2 separate regions of the Homo sapiens genome follow, and region 2 is linked to region 1. The links are chromatin contacts, found by Hi-C or POLR2A ChIA-PET in ENCODE. All regions are on one chromosome and are shown on one strand. Each heading gives the region's core, a stretch centred on a gene start or an enhancer-like site at or near the end of the contact. The rest is flanking DNA. Distances are from core to core; before and after follow the strand shown.

Region 1 (5,597 bases), core at 3,098-5,597:
CTTGAAGACAGAAATTCAAGACCAGCCTGGGCAAAAGAGTGAGACCCTGTCTCTACTTAAAATAAGTTTTCTTTGTTTTGTTTTTTTCTTTTTTAGACAGAATCTTGCTCTGTCGGTCAGGCCAGAGCGTAGTGGTAGAATCTCAGCTCACTGCAATCTCCGCCTCCCAGGGTCAAGCGATTCTCCTGCCTCAGCCTCCCAAGTAGCTGGGCCTACAGGCAACCACAGCCACATCCAGCTAATTTTTTGTATTTTTAGTAGAGATGGGGTTTCACCGTGTTAGTCAGGATGGTCTCGATCTCCTGACCCCGTGATCCGCCTACCTCAGCATCCCAGAGTGCTGGGATTACAGGCGTGAACCACTGCACTTGGCCTAAAATAAGTTTTAAAAAGTATTGTTCTTGGCTGGGCGCGGTGGTTCACACCTGTAATCCCAGCATTCTGGGAGGCTGATGCAGGTGGATCACGAGGTCAGGAGTTCAAGACCAAGCCTGGCCAACATGGTGAAACCCCATCTCTACTAAAAATACAAAAATTAGGTGGGCGTAGTGGCGCGTGCCCATCATCCCAGCTACTCGGGAGGCTGAGGCAGGTGGATCACGAGGTCAGGAGTTCGAGACCAAGCCTGGCCAACATGGTGAAACCCCATCTCTACTAAAAATACAAAAATTAGGTGGGCGTGGTGGCACGTGCCCGTCATCCCAGCTACTCGGGAGGCTGAGGCAGGTGGATCACGAGGTCAGGAGTTCGAGACCAAGCCTGGCCCACATGGTGAAACCCCATCTCTACTAAAAATACAAAAATTAGGTGGGCGTGGTGGCATGTGCCTGTCATCCCAGCTACTCGGGAGGCTGAGGTAGCGGTGAGCCAAGATGGCACCACCGCACTCCAGCCTGGGCTACAAAACGAGACTCTGTCTCAAAAATAAATAAACACATAGATAGATAGATAAGTAGGTAAATAAATAGATAAATAGGTAGATAAGTAGATACATAGATATACAGATAGGTAGGTAGATAGAGAGAGACAAAGAAGTAGGAAGATAGATAGGTAGGTAGGTAGATAGATACACAGATAGATAGAATTGTTCTCAACACACTGCATACAAGTTTACAGAGCCAAGCAGCTCTAAGATGTGACACTCACAATCCCGTTCCTACCTGAGGCCCCCGAGCCGCACTGTCTCATCTGTGCACCCGTATCTAGCTAAACTATCTGGGTAGCTGTGTTTCTGTTTGGGACAGAGTCTTGCTCTGTCACCCAGGCTGGAGTACGGTTGTGCGATGTCGGCTCACTGCAACTTCCGCCTCCCAGGCTGAAGTGATTCTCGTGCCTCAGCCTCCAGAGTAGCTGGGATTACAGATGCCCACCACCATACCTGGCTAGTTTTTGTATTTTTATTAGCGATGGGGTTTCGCTATGTTGGCCAGGTTGGTCTTGATCTCGTGACCTCAAGTGATCCACCCACCTCAGCCTCCCAAAGTGCTGGGATTACAGGTAGCTACGCTTTTCGGAAGCTCCCCTCAAGACTCAAAGTGGGAACTGAGTGCTCAGGTGGGGACAGGTGCACAGAGCACACACAGGACAAGAGGCCGGAGGGAAACTGGCCCTGGCCCTCCTAAAACAACATCCAGGAGCAGCTGCACCAGCCCACAGTGCTATGGGTTCTGGGGCCCAAACAAGGGCCTTGTGTTTCCCCTCAGCCTGTCAGCAGAGAAAGCTGCGCCACACTGGCCCACACCAGGGTGTCACCAGGCGGCTGGCTGAGTGCCAGGAAATGACCTGCAGCTGGCCCAGGGCAGCAGCCGCAGAGGCAACGGCCATTCTTTTCTCCCACATCCACAGACAAGGCCCTATTCTTCCCTCTTCCTCAGTCCCCTCAGCCCCAAGCACAGGCTTAGAAAAAGACTCGACGGCTGATGAGCGTGTCTCCACAGAAACTGCTGGAACAGAGCCCTGCTCACAGAGGAGCAAGAGGCGGAGACAGGCTGGCCGCCCCTCCCTGCTCTCTGGATGTGGTGAGCAGCCGCAGGCAGAAGCCCCAAGCTCTGCTCCTTCTCACACCACACCCCAGCCACCACCTAGAGCAGTGGAGACATTCACTTTCTGCTGAAAACCCTGCCCCACTGAGGAGCACACATCCTGGTCTAGCACCAGCAAGAGGTGCCTCCTACCTGGGGCCCTGCAAAGGGGCAGGCTTGGCTGAGGTGGGAAGCCCGACCTGGGCCCCACCGCGTCGCTGTCCGAAGGAGGCTGGGCCACATCCGTGCTGGGCAGGGTCTTGGTCTCAGCCCCAACTGGGGTCCCTGTCCCTCTACCCTGGGAGGTCTGAGGGGCATCCCCAGGGTTCCACCCTCGGTGCTGGGGCAGCCGTGGCGCCGTCTCTTTGTCCCATGGCCACTTGACTGCCAGCGCACTGTCCAGCAAGAAGGCCTTGCAGCTGGAGCTGGTATCCATGGTGTAGTCGTGGCCCTGGTCGCAGCCCCACACGACCTGGATGACGCCGCAGTACTCGGAGGACAGTGTCCTCTGAAGGTGGGGCAGGGCCCCGCAGCTGGCCGCATGTCCATGCACCCACCCCACCAAGCCGTGCAGGCACTGGGGGCTGGATGTGATCAGATCCACTGCAGAGAGTCAACAGAGATGTCAGATCCACGGCTGGTCGGCACCCAGCCCACCCTCCACCGGGGGAGGACTCACCCAGACACGCTCCCTCCTCTGCCCCTGTTGGGGGCTGGGCACCGACCCTGCAAAGGATCAGTGTGGCCATGAGCAGGACAAGCAGGCGGAGGTTCACAGCGCTCGTCGTACGGGACCCTCTCGAGATCTCAAACCTCAGCGGTCCCCATAGGCAACTTTCTCTTCCCTCACCCCAGCTCCTCCCAGTTCATCTCTCCACAACAGTCCCAGGGCTGTTGGCACTGAACCCGGGCATGGCCCATTCCCCCCACCCAGAGGCTCCCGCGGAGGCACGCCCTGTCCCTCTCTCAACACCCGTCACACTGCAGTACTGACAGCCTGAACGTGCTCTGAACAGACTAGGGCGTACTTTGCACAAGGCTTCCGGCGACCAGCCGGGGAGGCGTTGACCCTCTGCAGGAAGGACTTGAGAAGGCTGTGGCACTGGTAGAACTGGGCGTGGCAGCTCTTGCAGACAAACGGAGACAAGGTGGGGTCCTGGCGGACAGCCACACCAAGCAGGCGCTGGAAGTCCCGTACGAGCACGCGCTCCTCTGCGGATGGCCTCTCCATGCTCGCTCCAGGCGCCCTCTCGGAGATGCTGCGCAGGCTTCTCGAGGAAAACTTCCCGTGGCAGAGGCGACAGTGACCCATGGCGAGAGCCCGGCCTGCTCCTGCACAGAGCGGCAGGAAGTGTTAGCAGCTGGCAAAGGAGGCTCCTGAGCACAGGGCGTCCCGGACTCCAGGTCCGAGGGCAGCGCCTGCAGCGCCCTTCGCGCGGCTCCCGGACACAGCAAGCGGCTCGGGCGCGCGGCTCTCGGCGGGACAAGCCGCCCTGTGGGGGATGTGGCCGCTGGTCCAAGAAATCTTTCAAATTTCAAAGGCCTCTAAGGCCTCTCCAGCGAAGCAACTTCAAGAGTGAAACCTGGAACTGCACCCTCCTCCCAGCGACCGCGAGACCCGGGGCAGGCGCTGCGCCCTCCAGGAAACGCCGCGGTTTCCTGTCTGCCAATTGCAGGTGCCGCCTCCTTTCCGGCTCCGCGAGGGCACGAAGCAGGGGAGGGCGATTCCCACGCGCGGGCACCCCAGGGCGACCTGCCCGCGGTGACAGCGCTCCTCACGCCGGGTCCCTTCTGGCCGAGCCCGCGGCCGGGGAGGCCGGGCCGGCGACGCCGGCGTCACGGAGCGCGAGGAAAACCGAGCCGGCCGCCCAGCGCCTATCCCGACGCAGCCCCGAGTCCGCTACGCCCTTGGCCGGGTGGAGGAGAGGCCGCGCCGGCTTCCGGGCGTCAGTGCGGCTCCTCCCACGAGCAACCCCTGCCGCGACCCCAACCCGCCACGCCCGGGCCGCGGACCCACCTGCCTCGTCCGCGCCGTCCTCGCCCGCGTCCCCGCAGGACCCCACCGGGCCCCAGGCGCGCCGCGCCGTCGCCCCGTCCACCCTCGGCCCACCGCTAAGGGAAGGGCGGCCCCGAGTCCGGCTGACGCCGCCGCCGCCGTCCGAGGCCCCGCACTGTCGGGACGACCCAGGAGACAGGAAGCGGCCCAGCCGGTCCCGCTTCATGGCAGCGGAGGACGCCAGCAGAATCCCGCGGGTGCTGCCCGGCCCGAGGTTCCTAGAGGACCCGGCGTTAGGCTCCGCTCGGCGCGCTGGAAGCGAGGCGGGGCGGGGGAGGGGCGGAGCGAGAAGCAAAGCGAGGCGGGCGGGGCGGGCCAGGGGCCAGGGGCGGGACCCCGCCGGCCGAGGTTCCACCCGCGGTGCCAGCGCCCCCGCTCGTACCGCTCCCCTCTCGGGCCCGAGGGCGGCCGTGCCCGCCTCTGTCGCCAATGGAGCGCTGGCCTGGGGCGGGGCGGTGGGCGGAGGGGCTCGCCGACACCTCACGACGAGTCCTCCAGGGAGAGGCGACGCGGCCCTCACCGCCTCTTACCGTGGGAGACGGAGGCGCGGGGCGGGCAGGCGCCGGCGGAGGCCACGCGGCGCGCAGGTGGCGGGCGGGCTGCAGAAAGGGGAGGGGGGCCGGGGTCTCACGTAGAGAGGGGCCTGGCTGCCGCGGTTAGACGCCCATGGCAACTCCGTGAGGGGCCCTTCTCGCCAGCCCCGTCTCAAGACGGCGAAGAGGCCCGGCTCCGTCGCGACAACCCACCCGGACTCTGCCGCCCCCGCCACTAACACCCGTGGGGCCCGCAGTACGCGCGGAGGGGGCCCGTCGCCGGAAGTGCGGCCGCGTCCCTTCCTGCGGTCCGCTGCTCGGGCGGCTCCAGCACCAGCGCCGGCTGCGTTCCGGGCCTCCGGTCGCCCGTCCAGCCCCTCGGCTACCGCCGCCGCCTCCCCCGCTCGGCGCCATGGCCGCTGCGGCCGGGGACGGCACGGTGAAGCCGCTGCAGAGCGCCATGAAGCTTGCCAACGGGGCCATCGAGCTGGACACCGGCAACCGGCCCCGGGTGAGGCGGGGCGGGGGCGGGGCTTGGCCGCTGAGGGTGGCCCCTGGAGGGACCCCCGCCCGGGGAGGGCGAGGACGGGGCCGGCTCGGGCTGGAGACTTGGGAGCGGGCGCCAGCCGGGATCCCGGGCCGCGGTTCCCGGGCGAGGACGGGGGCGGGGCGCAGCCGGGCGTGCAGTGACCTTGGACAGCTCAGATCCTGCGGACCTTGGCTTTCCACTCCGCTCGCTGAGCCGGTGCATCACAGCCTGGGCTCCACCTGTAGAGGAGATGTAGCAGGAGGGTCCGCCAGGCCACCTTCCAAAATCCGAGTGACGGGCAGGTCCGTGCGTTCGTGCATTTTTCTGGGCAGAGATGGTAGATTTAATCCGGTTGCCACAGGGGACGGCATGCAGAGAAGGCCACATACCTGCTCATTTGTGATGCTGTTTGCAGTCGTCTTAGGAAGGAAAAGCAGGCCGGAGGGGTGTGGCCCGTT
Region 2 (5,455 bases), core at 685-3,184, 500 kb after region 1:
GAGTAAATCTACACCCTCTAAACGGTCATCTATGCAGCTGACCACTTACCTTTTCAGAAATAGGCTGGGGCTTGGAACCAGGACAGAGTAGAGAAGGAACAGCTAACATGGGACATGAGGTGACTAAGGCTGAACTCAGCCATCTGAGACCTCGTGGACCCAAAGGCATAAGGTGCTTACTATCCGCCCTTTGCCAACCTCTCCTCTGAATTCAATTACAAGTTCATAGGAAGCAGCAAGAAATGGAGGAATATTTAAACGTATCACGAGAAAACAACACCAAAGTCAATATGATAGAGAAACCACAGGGGTTGTTCTAGGTGAAAAGACATAAACGATGGGAACAGATAAACCTTGAAGGGCTCTTAGTCCCCAAAATACCCAACAGCGCAATGTTGGAAAAATGTTGAGAATCCTAGATATTACACAAAGTAGACAGTGGATGACCTCCTTCTTATTTTTTTATTTTTTTATTTTTTTGAGACGGAGTCTTGCTCTGTCGCCCAGGCTGGAGTGCAATGGCACGATCTTGGCTCACCGCAACCTGTGCCACCCAGGTTCAAGCGATTCTCCTGCCTCAGCCTCCCGACTAGCTGGGATTACAGGCATGCGCCACCATGCAAGGCTAATTTTGTACTTTTAGTAGAGACGGGATTTCTCCATGTTAGTCAGGCTGGTCTTGAACTCCCGACCTCAGATGATCCACCCGCCTCGGCCTCCCAAAGTGCTAGGATTACAGGCGTGAGCCACTGTGCCCAGCGGACCTTATTATTTTTAATTATTATTATTATTTTTTGAGACGGAGTCTCGCTCTGTCGCCCAGGCTGGAGTGCAGTGGCGCCATCTCGGCTCACTGCAAGCTCCGCCTCCCGGGTTCACGCCATTCTCCTGCCTCAGCCTCCAGAGTAGCTGGGACTACAGGAGCCCGCCACCACGCCCGGCTAATTTTTTGTATTTTTAGTAGAGATGGGGTTTCACCGTGTTAGCCAGGATGGTGTCGGTCTCCTGACCTCGTGATCCACCCGCCTCGGCCTCCCAAAGTGCTGGGATTACAGGCGTGAGCCACCGCGCCCGGCCTAATTTTAATTTTCTTAGATGAAATACTAATATTGTGGTTTCAGTAGGATAATGTCCTTACCCTTAACAGACGCTTTACCAAGTATTTAAAGGTTAAGTATCATGTGTGCAGTTTAATTTCAACTTACTTACACTCAAATAATAATTCACCGTAAGGTTTATTTATTGGGGGAGAGAGAAAACATGGCCCAAAGCTAAAAAGGAGTAAAACGATTGCAGTGGATATTCCTTGTAGCAGATGTTCACATTTTTATTAGATTCAGATTTTCTAAAGCAAAACGTGAGAAAAAATACAGTTAGTCGAAACACACTGTTCACCGTGGATTCGATTACTCCAAGACCAGCGGGACAACGGCCGCATCCCTCCCGCCCCGAGGGCCGGGCCTGGAAGTCCCGGCGGCGAGGGACGCGCGCTCCCGCTGGCCCCCACGGGCTAACTTTCACAGGGAGCTGCACGCCCGGGGCGCTCAGGGGTCTACCTTACGCTTCGGTCCCAACACAATGTGCCAGAAACAAATAAAAAACGTCAAAGCCGAAGCCAGATTCTCACAGAAACACGCCCTGTTCAAAGTGAAGGAAGCAAAGGGCCCCTCTCTCACCAGCTCCGCGGAATGGAAGCGCTGCCCGGGTCTACCGCGAGCGGCGGCGACTTTCCCTTCTGGAAGCGGTGCCGGGGGCGCAAGGCGCGAGGCAGGCGGGCGGGCGCCCACTCCCGGACCAGCTTCCCCGCGGACAGCCCGAGGACACGCGCGGAACTCTCCGGCGCCAGCACGCACCGCCGCAAGAACCGGATCAGCTGTAAGACAGGCGGAGGCGGGGCCGGCGCCGGAAGAGGGGCCGGCGCGTCTTTGGCGTCACTTCCGCCTCCAGCCTCCGGGCCGAAGCTTTGGCCTATGGTGCGGGGAGGTAGTAGTTTCTTCCGCGAGGGTGCGGGAGGGCCCCGGGGCGCCCTTGGGAACCGGGCTGGAGGCAGAGACAGGCCCGGAGGACCAGGCGGACGTAAGGATCAGGCCTCTGGACGCAACTGCGGAGCCGGAACAGACCAGGAGGGCGCGGTTGGGCGGGTACAGCCAGGAAGTGCTCGTCGCGAGCGCGGCCCGCGGTTCGGTCACAGCGAGAAGCCCGCGGGTGCTGGGAGTGCTCGGTCTTCTCTCGATCTCTGCAGGGAGTCACTGGCCCCGTTCCTTTTTATCTGTCTGAACATCACGCCGAACTTTTAACAGTTGATTCCACTGCATTTTCAATGTGGTATTTTTTTTTTCTGTAAATGTTCATCTATTTTTCGCTTCAAATATGCGTTTCTGTTACTTTTCTAATGTACCGTAGGAGCCAAGACCACCTATACTACGTTGCAAAATAGCACTGATACCAGGGGTTCTCCCAAGGTTCATTCAGAAATGTCACATGATTCCAGTAACAATACGAAAAGGTTTTTTTTTTGGAACCAGGCATATTGATCCTGGAGTTCACATGGAGGAACAAATGTCTCATAACGCAGACGACGCGGACAAACAAAAGCGCAATGCCCGACAGATGCGAAAACAGCCTCTGTCATTAAAACTGTGTGCTAGTGACACATGAACAGGAAACAAATGGAATATCCAGACATCAACCCAGTAACATGGAAATTTGGTTCATAAACATAATTTCAGAGCGGTGGAACAAACATGCAGTTTATAATGAAAGGTGCTAAGACAAATGGTTAGCCGTCTGAGAAATGATGAAATTAATTCTGGATCTCACAGGGATAAACTCCAAACGGATCAGGAGTCTAAATGTGAAAAACAAAACAAAACCACATGTGAAGTGTTCACGTGATTTCGTGGCTGATTAAGAAACAAGATGTGCCCAGGAGGTGGCGGTGGCGCACAAGCTTTGACAGGTTGGAGGGTGAGGGAGTCTCACGCACCATGAGATTACCCACAGGCTTCGAATTGGGGGTCACTACTCAGAAAAGAGAAAAAAATGAGCGTGGGCGGGGGGCGCGCAGAGAACTCCCAGAGAAGAAGGAGATCAGACAGGGGGAGGGCTGACGTGACTAGATCACGTTTCTCAGCAGCCTGACAGGTGTCTGAGTCACAAAGCTCTGAAGGGCAGCAACGGCTTGCAGTCTTTAGAGCCCCAGGATTTATCTTATCTATGGCTAGCAGAGATTGGACACAATTTCACGAAGTATACAAAGCAACCACATGCTAAATGGTTCAACACTATGAGTGTTTGGGATGTGTTTTATTTATTATTTATTAATTTTGATACGGAGTCTCCCTCTGTCGTCCAGGCTGGAGTGCAGTGGCACGATCTTGGCTCACTGCAACCTCCGCCTCCCAGGTTCCAGCTATTCTCCTGCCTCAGCCTCCCAAGTAGCTGGGATTACAGGTGCCCACCTTGTAATTTTTAGTAGAGACGGAGTTTCACCATGTTGGCCAGGCTGGTCTCAAACTTCTCACTTCAGGTGATCCACCCGCCTCGGCCTCCCAAAGTGGTGGGATTACAGACGTGAGCCACTGCAGCCACCGTGCCTGCCCTTGGGATATGTTTTTTTTTCTTTTAATTTTGTTTTGTTTTGTTTTTTTGAGACGAAGTCTTGCTCTGTCGACCAGGCTGGAGTGCAGGGGCACAATCTTGGCTCACCGCAACCTCCGCCTCCCAGGTTCAAGCGATTCTCCTGCCTCAGCCTCCAGAGTAGCTGGGATTACAGGCACGTGCCACCAAGCCCAGCTAATTTTTGTATTTTTAGTAGAGATGGGGTTTCACCATGTTAGCCAGGATGGTATCTATCTCTTGACCTCGTGATCCTCCTGCCTCAGCCTCCCAGACTGCTGAGATTACAGGCGTGAGCCACCGCACGGATATGTTTTAAGTAACTGAATGTATTAAAATTTGACTTTGGCACCAGCAGGCTATTGTGAATAATGTTGCTTTGAGCATCGTGTGCAAAAATATCCTGGACCCTTGTTCTCAGCACTTTTGGATATATATGCAAAAGTGGAATGGCTGGGTCACATGATAATTCTGTCTGATGTTTTGAGAAACCACTGTCCTGTTTTCCAGAGCTGCTGCACCATTTTGTATTCCCATGAGCAGGTGCACAAGGTTCCAACTTTACCACATCCAGCCAACAGTTACCTCCTATTTAATGGCTAAGAGCCATCACCACCGGGGTAATGTGATCTCACTGTGGCTTTTGTTTTCATTTCCCTAATGTTTAGTTATGTTGATCATCTTTTCATGTTCTTATTGGCCATCTGTTATCTTCTTTATTATAAGTCCTTTTCTGAATTAAATTGGTTTTGTTGTTATTCTTGAGTTATAGGAGTTCTTAATAAACTGAATATTAATCCTTAAGCAAACACAAGATTTGCAAATATTTCCTCCCATTCTGTGGGTTTCCTTTTCACTCTCATGATTGTCCTTGGATGCACAAAATTTGTAATATTGATGTAGTCCAATTCATCTAGTTTTCTTCAGTTGCCTGTGTGGGTGATTTCATAACCAAGAAATCATTTCCAATTCCAGTGCCATGAAGTTTTTTCTCTATGTTTTCTTCTAAGAGTTTTATACATTAGCGCTTACATTTAGGTTTTTGATTCATTTTGAATTAATTTTTATATGTGGTATAAAGTAAGGGTCCAGCTCCACTGTTCTGCATGTAGATATCCAGTTTTCTCCAGCACCATTTCTCCCCCAGGCTCTATTGAGGTACAACTGACAGATTTAAAAAAATCATATATACTTAAGATGTGCAATGTGATGATTTGATGTATGCACACACTGTGAAATGACCATGATCAAACAGATCTACACATCCATCCCCTCAGCTAGGCACCTTCTTTTGAGTGTGTGGTGAAAATAGTTAAGATCTACTATCTTAGCAAATTCCAATCATCATACAATATAGTAGTATTAACTAAAATCTCCATGCTATACATTACATCCCAGATCTTACTCATCCTTTAACTTAAAGTTTGTACCATTTGACCAACATCTCCCCATTCCTTCCACCAACCCCATCCTCTGGCACGCAACATTGTACTCTCTGCTTCTAGGAGTTCAGCTTGTTTGGATTCCATGTGAGGTTACATAGGATTTCCTTTCTTTTTTTTTAAAAAAAGGCTAAATAATCGTGTGTGTGTGTATGTGTGTGTTTGTGTCATAGTTTTGTTTTGTTTTTAGAGATAAGATCTCACTCTGTTGCTCAGGCTGGAGAGAGTGCAATGGCACAGTCATGGCTCACTGCAGCCTTGAACTCCTGGGCTCAATCATCCTCCTGCCTCAGGATCCTGAGTAGCTGGGACTACAGGCATGCACCACCACACCTGGCCTTCTTTTTCAAGATTGGTTTAGCTAATTGAACTCCACTGAGATTCCATATGTGCAC

Evidence for each region. A loop is a pair of places that touch in the nucleus more often than their neighbours do. ChIA-PET counts read pairs that join two places held with the same protein, here RNA polymerase II (POLR2A). Pooled maps may share reads with other maps.
Region 2: a pooled map shows a loop between it and region 1 (21-fold over the local background). The contact joins the promoter of ZNF778-DT here to the promoter of ZNF276 in region 1. A Hi-C loop is called at or near these places in 10 of 50 pooled maps. POLR2A ChIA-PET finds 5 or more read pairs at or near these places in 2 of 52 experiments (H1 and activated CD4-positive, alpha-beta T cell).

The regions. Positions count from the first base shown.
Region 1 is chr16:89,720,287-89,725,883 of GRCh38, reverse strand. It overlaps ZNF276 (zinc finger protein 276), which reads right to left and starts at 4,347. Exons shown (of 11, transcript NM_001113525.2): 1 at 4,039-4,347; 2 at 3,050-3,353; 3 at 2,701-2,747; 4 at 2,175-2,624. The coding sequence starts at 4,243. VPS9D1 (VPS9 domain containing 1) reads left to right here and starts at 4,986. Exons shown (of 15, transcript NM_004913.3): 1 at 4,986-5,121. The coding sequence starts at 5,023. RefSeq lists silencers at 3,720-4,179, 4,260-5,379.
Region 2 is chr16:89,214,132-89,219,586 of GRCh38, reverse strand. It overlaps ZNF778-DT (ZNF778 divergent transcript), which reads left to right and starts at 1,934. Exons shown (of 1, transcript NR_186410.1): 1 at 1,934-4,427. It overlaps ZNF778 (zinc finger protein 778), which reads right to left and starts at 1,884. Exons shown (of 7, transcript NM_001201407.2): 1 at 1,677-1,884. RefSeq lists enhancers at 468-997, 998-1,528, 2,053-2,102, 3,052-3,346.